Regions from separate parts of the Mus musculus genome. Here region 2 is linked to region 1. The links are chromatin contacts, found by Hi-C in ENCODE. All regions are on one chromosome and are shown on one strand. The core of a region is the stretch at or near the end of the contact, and the rest is flanking DNA. Distances in the headings are between cores, read along the strand shown. Region 1 overlaps Magi2 (membrane associated guanylate kinase, WW and PDZ domain containing 2). Region 2 overlaps Kcnk3 (potassium channel, subfamily K, member 3).

Evidence for each region. Hi-C counts contacts between places; a loop is a spot of excess contacts on that map.
Region 2: a map of T-helper 17 cell shows a loop between it and region 1 (131-fold over the local background). The contact joins two enhancer-like sites. A Hi-C loop is called at or near these places in 4 of 37 maps with a recorded cell type or tissue (T-helper 1 cell, T-helper 17 cell and regulatory T cell).

The regions. Positions count from the first base shown.
Region 1 is chr5:20,699,524-20,705,233 of GRCm38, reverse strand. It overlaps Magi2 (membrane associated guanylate kinase, WW and PDZ domain containing 2), which reads right to left. Exons shown (of 23, transcript NM_001170746.1): 23 at 443-3,164. The coding sequence ends at 3,108. Among named protein-coding and RNA genes, the nearest start is that of Gm52763, 21 kb to the right of the region's middle. Within about 2 kb of position 3,178, at least 1 of the 3 ENCODE cell types and tissues checked has a DNase peak (open chromatin) inside an H3K27ac peak, as active enhancers do.
Region 2 is chr5:30,612,320-30,618,029 of GRCm38, reverse strand. All of the region lies in intron 1 of Kcnk3 (potassium channel, subfamily K, member 3), which reads right to left. Among named protein-coding and RNA genes, the nearest start is that of Gm9899, 27 kb to the right of the region's middle. Within about 2 kb of position 3,634, at least 1 of the 3 ENCODE cell types and tissues checked has a DNase peak (open chromatin) inside an H3K27ac peak, as active enhancers do.

The DNA of each region.
Region 1 (5,710 bases), core at 1,929-4,428:
TGATTTAAGCAAAAGATAGTCCTAACTGGATAGTTTCAGTTTACTTGAGTTAAAAACAAACAAAACCCAAATCCTCAAACCAAAACAGTTTTTCTGTGTATTGCCAGGGCATCCAGACTCAAATCTCAAAGAAGTTCTATTTCAGTCATTAAACTTATACTTTAGACATTTCAGGGGCGGGGGGAGCAGCTTTAAAAAGCCAAGGGAGGTGACAGTGGGGCGAGGCAGGAAGTGGTGGCACCGTGCCTTTAATCCCAGTACTGGGAGGCAGAGGATCTCTGTGAGTTTGAAGCCAGCCTGGTCTACAGATTGAGTTTCTGGACAGCCAGGGCTACACAGAGAAAACATGTTTTGAAAAACAAAACAATCAAACCAAACCAAAATAATAATAATAATAATACCCCTATTCCTTACTAAATTAAAATTAACACACAGTTTATATAGCTGGAAAAAGAAAAGATTTTTGGATATATATTTTATTTGACAGTGTTTTAGAATATCATACAGTAAACAAGATTTCTGTAAAAGTTAATTTATCCATAGTGGTGCGTTTCATAAAAATAGTTGCTCACTTACAGTCTTTCTGTGACTATTAATACATGGAATTATATTTATAGAGATACAGCTGTACAGGGTAAATTCACAGCTAACACTACACAGAAATATTATTTGGAATGAGATTTAGATGATGTGCTGTCTTCACGGGTTATGGATTACAGCCGCATAAAGCAATTGCTGCACGGGTAGTAGCTGTGAAGTGTGCAAATTAGAGTTTATGCAAGGGTGATCTCCACGGTTGTCCTTCTGAAGCCTATGGAACGTAAAGGTCAGAGGACACAGTACCAGGACGTACGTGCAGCTACACTACAGAGCATGGTCCAAACCCAGAGTCAATAAATTAATGGCAAACTATACTGGATTTCTAGTCCAGGGGAAAAAGACAAATTGAGATTAAACCGAAAGTATAAACCGCTACACGTGTTTGTGCTTTGTTTATGATGAATGTGTTTCATTTTGGAAATTACTTTTACAAGCTGCAATACCCTTCACTTGAGGCTTCTGACCATATTTGCTTGTGGAACAACTATCTTTATGTACGATGGAAATTAAACTAGGTAGTGTCCAGAGAGTGGGAAGACTCATTGAGACAGCAGTTACATGTGACCTGGCGTGATGGACCCGGCTTCCCTCTTACTCAACAAGTACTTGTGTAAGGAGCAGAATATCTGAAGAGTTGAAGCCTCAGTTATACAAAACATATTCATGACAAAATGCCTTCAGACATTTTGTCTTTAAATATGTGCAGCTACAATAAATACCAATGGATAGCTGACTAATGTTAACGTTTGACAGTTTTTACTGCAGGGACAATCGCTGACCTGCGATGGTAACCCGGGGACATAAAGGTGCATCTATAGATTGTTAGTGTAACAAAAAGCATTAGCAAATTGGAGGCGAAAAGCTACAGGTGGAAACAAAAAGGAGATCAAATAAGGAAAGCAGAAAGGAATGCCAAAGGACTTATGTTCTTTAATGAAAATAAATTAGTTATCATAATGCTTTCAATATTAGAGATTCTAATTTGAGAAATATAGGACAAATACTTTGTCAAAGTGCAAATGAAGAGCTTTAAAATAAGACAATCAAATAGGTAAAATAGAAGATTGCTAACAGAGCAGCTACGTATCTCTGAGTGCCTGGGATGACAGGAAGCCTTTTCAGGAAGGAACTGCAGCGTTGTCAATCTCGATTAAACAGATTATGGTCTTTTGATTATCAAACTCATTATTTTAGAGGCAACCAATTAGGATCTACGAGCTAACCTGCAAAATTCTGACTTACGGCAAACTGCTCCCTAGGATACAATTTTTAAAACCTTTTTTCCCTACTACTGAAAATGTACAGAAATGTGACTTGACCACAGAAATGGCAGTAAAAAAGGCATCACACCAATGAATTCACTAGGTTTCTAACTCATCCTGCAGTAGGCAGGGGACGCTGCTGCTAATACCGTTGGTGGATGCTGAAGGGGGAGCCATGGAAACGTAGCATGGGAGAACAGTTCTGGATGTTTCAAAGAAACCCTTTATCCCCTGTCTAGATATGTCAAGAACGATTTATTTACAACACTTTAGATCAATTAAAAGATATAATCTTGTCTCAGTTTCCGCTTGCTCCGTGCAGTTTGATTTTTTTTTAAGGCGATATTCCAGTTTGTGATTGCTCTGAACTTGTCCAGTTTCTTGATATAAAGTTTGGATGACATCCAAATCCTTCATGCAGTGGGGGGAACTTTTTTCTTTTTCTCTTTTTGAATCTAAAGCTACACTGCACTGTCTCTCTGTGATGTTTGCGTGATTTTGGTTCTTCCGTAGCTGCCAAAGCTCCCACCATGGAACCGGGGGCTTTAGGATCAGTTTAGGTCTGCCTGCGCGCACACCGTGCCGTGCCGCCTACGCGCGTCGCACGCCGGCGCTCCCGGGCTTCGGCGCCTCGTATAGATCTATGCGTGTGACAGTGGAAATAAATTAAAACGCCGTGAGACGGAACCCAGGAAGATCGGCCTGCGTGGAGGCGGGCGGGGGCCCCTCGCCTTGGGGCTCATCTGCCCGCGGCCGAGGCGCCAGGCTGCAGGGCGCCCGGCAGCTTGTCGGAGCCCGGCACCTTCCAGGGCCCCGGCGCCATCGTCGCCTTGCGCGCTGGGCCGCCCCCCGTGGGCCGCGCTGCGGGTCGGGCCCCCGAGCGCACACCCACCTTGGCCTCGGCCTCCCGCGCGCCCGCGGCCCCGAGGCCCTCACGCCGGCCGCGCAGCGCCTCCTTCCCGTCGGCCGCCTCCGAGGCGGGCCTGCCGGCCTCGGGCCGCCCCTGGCCGCCGGGCACCTCCTCCAGCCTGGGCCGCGCACTGCGCTGCGGGCTCGCCGAGCGCTCCCTCTGCTCCCCCAGGCGCTGCTTCTTCTGGCCGCCGGCCGAAAGCTCCTTTGGTTTCCTAACGTCGTGTTCCCTTTGGATATCCCAAGTTGGGTCTGGGCCTATCTGGTGGGAAGGGTCGGAGGGTGGGGCTGGATGTGATGGAGAGAATGGAGAGAGGATGTCTTCGAGGGAGACGCCTACTTCCGGCAGGCCTGGGGCGGCGGCAGCGGCAGCACTCCAGGCGTGGGGTTCGTCTGTGGACAGGAAGCACAGGCGTTAGGGCGCGCCGCGTCCCCGCGCTCCAGCTAACTCCCCCACCCCCATGCCGGGGACCCGGGCTGGCAGCCAGGCGGCTGCTCTCAAGGGCCCCGCCACATCCCTCAACTGCCCAGAGGGCAGCCAGCCGCACCCCGGGGTTCCGTCCCCCACCCGTCCCGGGCAGCCATCGCTCAAGAGTTCAAGGCACAGCTCGGGCCTAATCCCTTTGCCTCAGTCTGCTCTTAATTTCTGGGGTCACGCCTAGCATGGCCACTGACTTGGCAATAAATCACCGGTTCTCAGACCTCACTGTGGAAATACAAGTTGCCCAGCGACCCAGCCCAGCAGGTCCCAGCAGTATAGAGACCAGGTGCTCCTCTGTTTTTAGCAGGCCTTCTGCGATTCTTGGGATGGATCTGAGTCCTCCTCAAAGGAGTTGGGTGTGTGATTTTCTCAGCCGTTAGGTGTCGCTCAAAGCATAGTTCTCAGCAATTGCCTAATAACCTTGGGATTTGGATTGATTCATCTGAAAACTATCATTGCTTTCTTGCCCGAAAAGAAAATCATTGTCTTTGATTTTTTTTTTTTTTTTTTTTTGTAGTTTTAACATGGATGGCTCCTAGACTAAGATAAACGGGACTGATTCTAGAAAGCCTAGCTTTAAGGCCATTGAGGATTTACTCTGTTGCCTTCCAAGCAACTATGTTGACTTTCCAAAAAAGTATATATAACATAAAACAAAACACTGGCCGGAAACCAAGTAGGGGGCAGATGTGTTGGATTCAGTGAGTTAGTTATGACCACCAGCAATAACATTTCCCTGGAATTTTCTTACCCCAAGGCAAAATCAAGCAGGGAAATTCAATACAGGAACCCTTGATATTTGTGAGGAAAATGTCTCATGACCTTTGAAAAGATCTTAAGTTTTATAATTCTCAGAATGTTATTTTCTCTAAGGAATTAGTATATGAGTGGGACACAAAGAAGCCACATTTATATTGAGTTCTGGGTGGCTGTTGATTCTTTTCCACTAGTAGGTGGTAAGGTTAGTGATCTTGAGTCCGCCCAGCTCATGAATACCAGGAGCCTGCTTTGTTTTAAAGTTGAGATGTGTATATGGTACTTCTTCTGATGGTGACTTAGACGAGGACAGGAAGAGGACAGTGGAGTTGCTCTCTTCCCCAACAGTTCTGGCCACCTTTAAACTATCAGAGTAGTTGCACACACTTTGTCCTTTGCTGTGAGATCTGAATAGGTCACTCTGAGTACAGCCTTATCTTCCTTCTCTCCATAAACTGATGTCCATGAATCTTTTCAGTTTGGAAACCAAGTATCCTTGGTTACCTTCGGAATAATCTGGAATTAGTCGATGTGTTCAGTGGAAACCCCTACTGTGGGCTACAGTTAAAAATCAGACTAGCATTTGATAGAAAGCAGCAACTTGCCAGTGTAGGAAAATATGCCTGAAACAGTTAAACACGAATTCTAAAGACCTGGGGGGGTTAGTGCCCAGGACCATGGTGATGACAGTTTGCATGTTAATAGCTCGTACTCCCACCATTATATCACATATGGCCGAGGCAATGAGCTGGCCTGAAATCACTTCTGAGACACAGGGAGAGGGTAAGTAGCTTGACCAAAATTATTGAATGAGCACCCTAGAGTAACATTTGGGTTTCTTTACCCATTTTACTGAGTGAGAAAATTGTCCCAGCCTATTGACATGCAAATAAGATTAAATCAAGTGACACAGACCTTAGTGGCCATCCTGCCTAAAGGCGACCGGCCCCATCTCCCAACAGAGCACTTAGCATTTGTTCCTCAGAACCACGTAAGGTATTGAACAGGAGAGTTCTGGTCAGACCATGAGAAAGATTAACTCACACATGGAGGTAGCTGCCCTTGGCTTGGCCTGGGATCGTCTCTGAAGCCTTATTCTTTGTCCTTCTCCTCTTTCCTATCTCCAATCACTCTTTATGATAAGCTAGAAGATGGGCTTATCTACAAATGCAAGTCTTACTATAAAAAGATTTTTTTCAAGGGATTTTAATAGGCAATCAAATACTTAACTGAAGGAGAAAGGAAAAGTTTTTGTGTTCTACCCCACTGAACCCAGTGGTGCTTTAGTGTCAGCTCCAGAGGATACCTCTGTGTATTCACCTTCATATACCACGGCTGAGTATTTCCATAAACAGGCTGGACTCAGAGCTTTATGCCACCTAGCCTCCTGTTCTCCGACCTCATCAGGGATTTAGTCTTAGGAGTTTTTCTTCGCCATAGCATTTCCTGGGTGTTCTCTTACTTGTAAAGCTCTATGGAAAGTGTTCCTGTTGAGCTCCGTCCTCCCCAGTGGCTCTACCCCAGTCCCTCCATCTGCCTTCTTGATATCTCTCCTTGAAAAGTGCACTGTCACCTTCCGATGTCTCAACTAAACACCAGGAACCTTCCCTCCAAGCTACTCTCCATGCCTCCTCGGTGTCTCTCCTTGATGGATGGTATTGTCATCACATGGTGTCACCCTAGGTCCCCGACTTTCTTGAAT
Region 2 (5,710 bases), core at 2,385-4,884, 9.9 Mb before region 1:
TTTGGCCAACCCTGTCCCCCTGCAGTGGGGCAGCAGTGTGCCTAGTTTGGCTTTGCAAGGGAAAAGGTAAAAAGAACTACCAATTGCTGCCTCTTCAAGTCTCTGGTTGGGGGCGGGGCTCTGCTAGTCCCTCTGGGTACCAGCGCACGCACGCAGGGGCTGCTCTCTGAGGCTGATTCTTTTTGGGTACCCTCTCCTAGTACCTGTTAGACCAAACAGCCAGAACTCCTATCTTGAGCATAGACTCTGGCGGCTGCCTCCCTGAACACTCACTAGGGCTGTCCCTTTCCATCTCCCATCCTGAATCCACCACGGGAAGACAGAGGTTCTTACTAATCATTTGGTCTAGTCTTGGGGTTTTACAGATAAGTCACTGAGGAGCAGAGAGGCTTGCTCAATGCCTAGAGGTGGTAACAACACGACAAGGTTAAAGCCAAGGATTTTAGATAATGAAACCAGTCCCCTGGCTGCTGCCTAACAGTTCAGGTGTGGCCAAAGCTCCACCTACTCATTCAGTCAGAGCTATCGACTCTTCATAGGAAGTGACTTAGATAGGAGATGGGTCTGGGCACAGAAGCCACCAGGACCAGCAAGATAGCTCACTGGGTAAAGGCATTTGATGCCTAGCCTGATGGCCTGATTTAATTCCTAGGAGATTCCACAAGTTCCTCTGACCTCCACAATATACCACAGAATATATGTGCAGTCACACAGACATACACACACAGACACAGATACAGTCACACACACAAACACAGACACACACACAGACACAGACATAGTCACAGATGCACACAGACACACAGAGACACAGTCACACACACACACACACACACACACTAACACATACATACTCTCTCTAAATAAATAAATGTAATAAAAATCTCTTTTAAAAATTCAGTGGAGGAAGCTGTGGCTGGACATAAATGTTAATTATCAGCATAAATATTTTAGGATAGCAAGGAACTAAACAACAGTATTGAAAGCCTCAGGCCTCTATCCTCGTCTCTGCCTGGTGTCAGGAACTCAACCACTGGTTGTAGCTCTGGCTTTCAGAGATCTAGGGGGGCATGGAGAGGGTGTGTCTTCCCCTCCCCCTCTCCCTCCTGGTCTCTTCTCCCAGTGGCCTGGCTCCTTCTACTTGAAGCAGAATTCTAAGCTCTTGATAATAGGCTGGTCTTGGCCACCTGCTCCCCACTGGCGCCAGGAGTGTGTTAGCCTGCCTGCCTGCCTGCCTGCTTCCTACCCTTGGCCTAACTGGCCCCCAGGTGGACCCATGGCCCCATCTCGGGTGGAGCTGAGTGTGTGGAGCTGGAGGGCAGGAGGCTGAGGTCTGTCCTCAGCTTGGCTAGCACTAGCTTTGTGTCATCCCTTTTCATTCCTGGTTCTTACCCTGGCATTTTTCACTGTCCTGAACGTCTTTTAGTAGTTTCTCTGTTCAGCCACCCACTCACAAGATCAAAGCTTCCATTTGTGAAGTGTTGATCAAATACAATATTTTACTACATGGAACCAGCGCCAAGGTGATGATTCTTAAGACTCTAATTAGTTTATTTCCCCCATCAAAATCAATTAAGAACACACTTGTCAATCAGAAACTTGAGATTAGCATGGGATAATTGATTCTGCAAGACTGAATCAGGCTATCCTTACATGTGGGAAACGCTGCAGATAGGTAGGGCATCTGCAATTCAGTGAGGCAGAAAGTGCACAGGCTCCATAGCCAAATAGCTCTTAACCTTGGCCAGGTTCTTTAACCCTTTGAGCCTCTAGTTTCTCATCTGTGAAATGGGTACAGTGACCTCATGAGAGATTTGGTGAACTAGTAGATTTGAGATGCCAATGTGAATATATTTGGGTTCCCAAGATTGCATGAACATTAAAGCCCCCCCCCCACAACGTGCTATAATCAATGTTTATTGACATTAATTTCCTCAGATACCAGCTCAGTGGTATGTTAAGGGTTGGATGAGAAAAGAGTTGTTTGACTCAATTAAATTGGGAAAATAGGGACTAAAAAGAATGTTTTTATCATGTGACTTAAGTGTCACATGGTCATACCCGTCCGTGTTCCCATGAATAGCTGGAGGAATGTGTCATGTTTCTCATGTATTTGACGGCAGAACATTTTTCTCACAGTGCTTATTGCTAAGCTAGGGTTCCTCTGAGCATGGTTTGGGAAGCCCTCCTCTGTCACATCAAGAACTTATGTGGTCCTTCTTCCAGGTCCTTCTTTGACTCTGGGTCTCTGAGCCCCATCTCTGGGCAGATTAGAACCTTGGCAGTTCCTGGCTGTGCCCTGCCTCCCAGCAGACTTGCTTATCTAGAGTAAATACAGCCCTGGCCAGGGGAAAGATGAATGAGGTGACCTGTGGTCTGAGACACCCAGAGGCTTTGCACACTAGGTCGTTGTTGGAAATGGGGGAGGGGAAGGGTGACCTGAGTGCGCTGCCAGAGCTTGCTAAGCAGAAGGAAGGCAGTTCGGGCTCTGGGGAGGGACGATGCCAGCAGGCTGGGAAGGAGAGCGGACAGGAGGGAGCGGTCAGGATTGAGCTGTGGGTGCCTGGAAAAGGTTCTTTGGGGACTGTGCCCCTCAGAGCTGGAGCTCTGGAGACCATAGATAGCAATGTGGAGACAAGAGCCAAAACCAGAATGGGCGCATTAAAGCATCTGAGGTGGAAGGCATCAGGCATTGGTACTCAGGCTCTGCTCTGAGGGGAAGGGTGGCTGGCCTAGCAGACATTGCAGAGAGTTCAGGTGCTCTCCCAGTCTCTGGAAGATCCAGTCAGGCAGCAGGCTGTCTAAGGAGCTCCGAGGGCTTCCTCCATGTGGAGGAAGGGCCTCCTTGCTCACAGCTTCATCTCTGTGCTCTCTTTCCACACAGAAGTCTGCAGGCTCTGGCCCCTCGGACTCTTTGTGGGCACCCTTTGTGTCACGCACAGGACTTGGGTAGGTCATTATCAATTGCTGTTCTACCTGGAAAAACCAAAGATCTATAAGGTAAGGCTCTGTGCAGTGATGGTGACCCCCGAATTCTTGCTCCCCTTCCCAAATTCCTAATTGCAAAGAGAGGAGGCCATCTCAGGATTTTTTGTTGACTCTCAGCCCTGGCCCTTGTTTGTATATACCCTTTCCGCCTTCAAAATAAGCCCAACTCTAGGCCCCCAAATAAGCCCCTGGCTGTAGGTCTGGCTCAGCCCAAAACTAGGTCTGCAAAGGCATCAGGACTCCAGGGAGTTGGGTGGGGGCGGGAATGAACATGCAGAACTGGGTCTGGGGTTTGTCACCCTCCGGGCCAGAACTCCTGAAAGGACAGTTCTAAAACAAGGCACCCATCTCTTCTCTCCCTGCCCCTTCCCAGGGCCTCTTTGTTCCATCTTGGCAGCTCCATTTTCAGCCTCTGCCCTCCACTCTATAGCACCAGCTCCCACACTTCCCATCCCTGACTTCTTGGCTTTCCCCTCTCTCTTGAGCTGACTTGCACCCCACAGGTGTCTGTCCCTGTTACTGCCTGAGGACTTCTTATGCAGAAGAGCTCTGGTGCCCCACCCCCAGCCTCCCAGGCCCATGCAAAATGGGGGAGTTGAGAGGGAGGGTGCTGGTGTCATGGAAAATCCCTGCAGCAGCCAAGGTCAGTGTTTGCAGACACAGTCTGGCCTGCAGCCAGGCCTGCTTCAGGGCTCAGCTCCTTTGCCGCCCCCCCACCCCCCAGCCCAAGGCTAGCTCTGTGCAGGGGCCTCATAGGTTTAGAACAGAGGCTTTAAGCAGGGAGCCTTAGGAGGGGTATGTGCTGCATACCAAGGCCATTGGGTGGTTCAACATGCCCATTTTACAAAGGAGTAAACTAAGTCCTAGAGGGAAGCAGAGGACCAGAGCCACACCCATAAGTGTCTGGCAGAGTGAGGACTAGAATATCCTACCCTATCCTCTCAGTCTCCCCCAATGCTGTAGAGGGAGCAGCTTTGTTCATTCCACCAGGACAAGGAATAGTAAATGCAGAACTAACAGTGTTCTTCAACTCAAGGGTAGCTTGCAGTTGGGCTACATTCAAGGTTGGGGAATGTGGCCAGGAGAGGTAGACTAGATGACCAAACCGAAGTCCTTGATGTCAAGGTAACTTCCATATGGAAGTAAATCAGACGAAACCATTTGGTGGATGGCTTTAAAGGTTCAGTGTTTTCCCCAAAGCAAAGGTAATTACAACACTCACTATTGAGAGATATGACAGAGTTGGCCAGCTTGGGGAGTGACTGGGGTGGGGGCAGAATGCGGGGTGGAAGTGAAGAGCCCTAGCTTGGGTATCAAGGAGGATTTCAGGGAGGTGGAATTTGTCCTGACCTCTGAAGGGAAGAAGGAAGAGACAGGGTTCCCACAGGTGACTGTTGAAGCTAAAATGTATAGGAAGAAGAAACACTCGAGGCCGAGAAAATGGTCCTGACGATACTGTTGTCAGTGAGTGGGGACCAGCGGATCCTCCCAGAAAAGCATTTCCATATACAACAGCAAGATCCTTAGAAATGCATCGACCGGGACCCTGTGGTACCACTTCCAGGAATCTCTGCTGGGAAAATAACCAGAGATCAGAGCAAAGATTTATGAACACGGATGTTTATAGCAGCATTTTCATTGTGAAAAATTGTAAACACTCCAAATGGTCGCCAATAGGCTTTAGTTAAACATATTAAGGTATATTTATGGGGTGGAATATTGTGCAGCCATTAAAGTGCTGTTCCTGAGGAGTCTCCTAATTACATAGAAAATCACTGTATTATGTCAAAAACAGTAAGCCCAATGCTTTCTGTAGGGCGGGATCATATCCTAAATCTATAAAGACAAAAAATACATATGCATAAATACGGGGGAAGAGCTATAGAAGTGTAGCAGAAAGCTTGCAGAGTTTATCCATGAATAATGAGCTTATTATCGATTTTAATTTTCTTTTCGTATAGTTTTACATGTTTTACAGAAACAATCCATAATAGTAATAATAATAATAATCATAATTATTATTATTATTATTTATAGTACTGAGGATTGATCCAAGGACTGTGCATATGCTCTAGCCCTGAGCTCTGTCCCCCAACCCTCTATTACTTTTATACGTAGAAACACATTAATAATAACAACAATAGTAAGTATATTATTATTAGGCAGGGTCTTACCACATTGCTCAGACTGGCCTGGGTTACCTAGGCTCATGGGATCCTTCTGTCCCTGCCTCCTGAGTGCTGGGACTCCCAGCATGCACCACTGTGTGGGCCTAGTCAAAATGACAAGAATAATAACCTCTAACAACAATGAAATATTCCTGGTGTTCTTGCAGCAGGAGGTTTGATTGAAAGGTGAGAGTTGTTCTGGTGTGTGGGGAGCGGGTGTGGCGGCAGTCCCAAAGGCGCCAGGGACTGCTGCTAAGTCATATGATTTGCACCTGACTTCCTCATATAAACCACAAACATCTTGAGTGCTGCGCAGGTGTACCAGGATACTGGTGAATCCAATTTGGTGGAGATTTGCCCCTGCTGCCCTGACTAGCTGAAGCTGCGTGCCTGGTGAGGTGGCGTGGCCTGCTGTACGTGGATGTGAACTGAGAGTATAAAAGAGTGAGAGGCCCAGGGTTCGGGGGAGATATAAAAACAAGGGAGATATAAAAACAGGGGAGATATAAAAACAAGGGAGATATATAAACAAGGGAGATATAAAAACAAGGGAG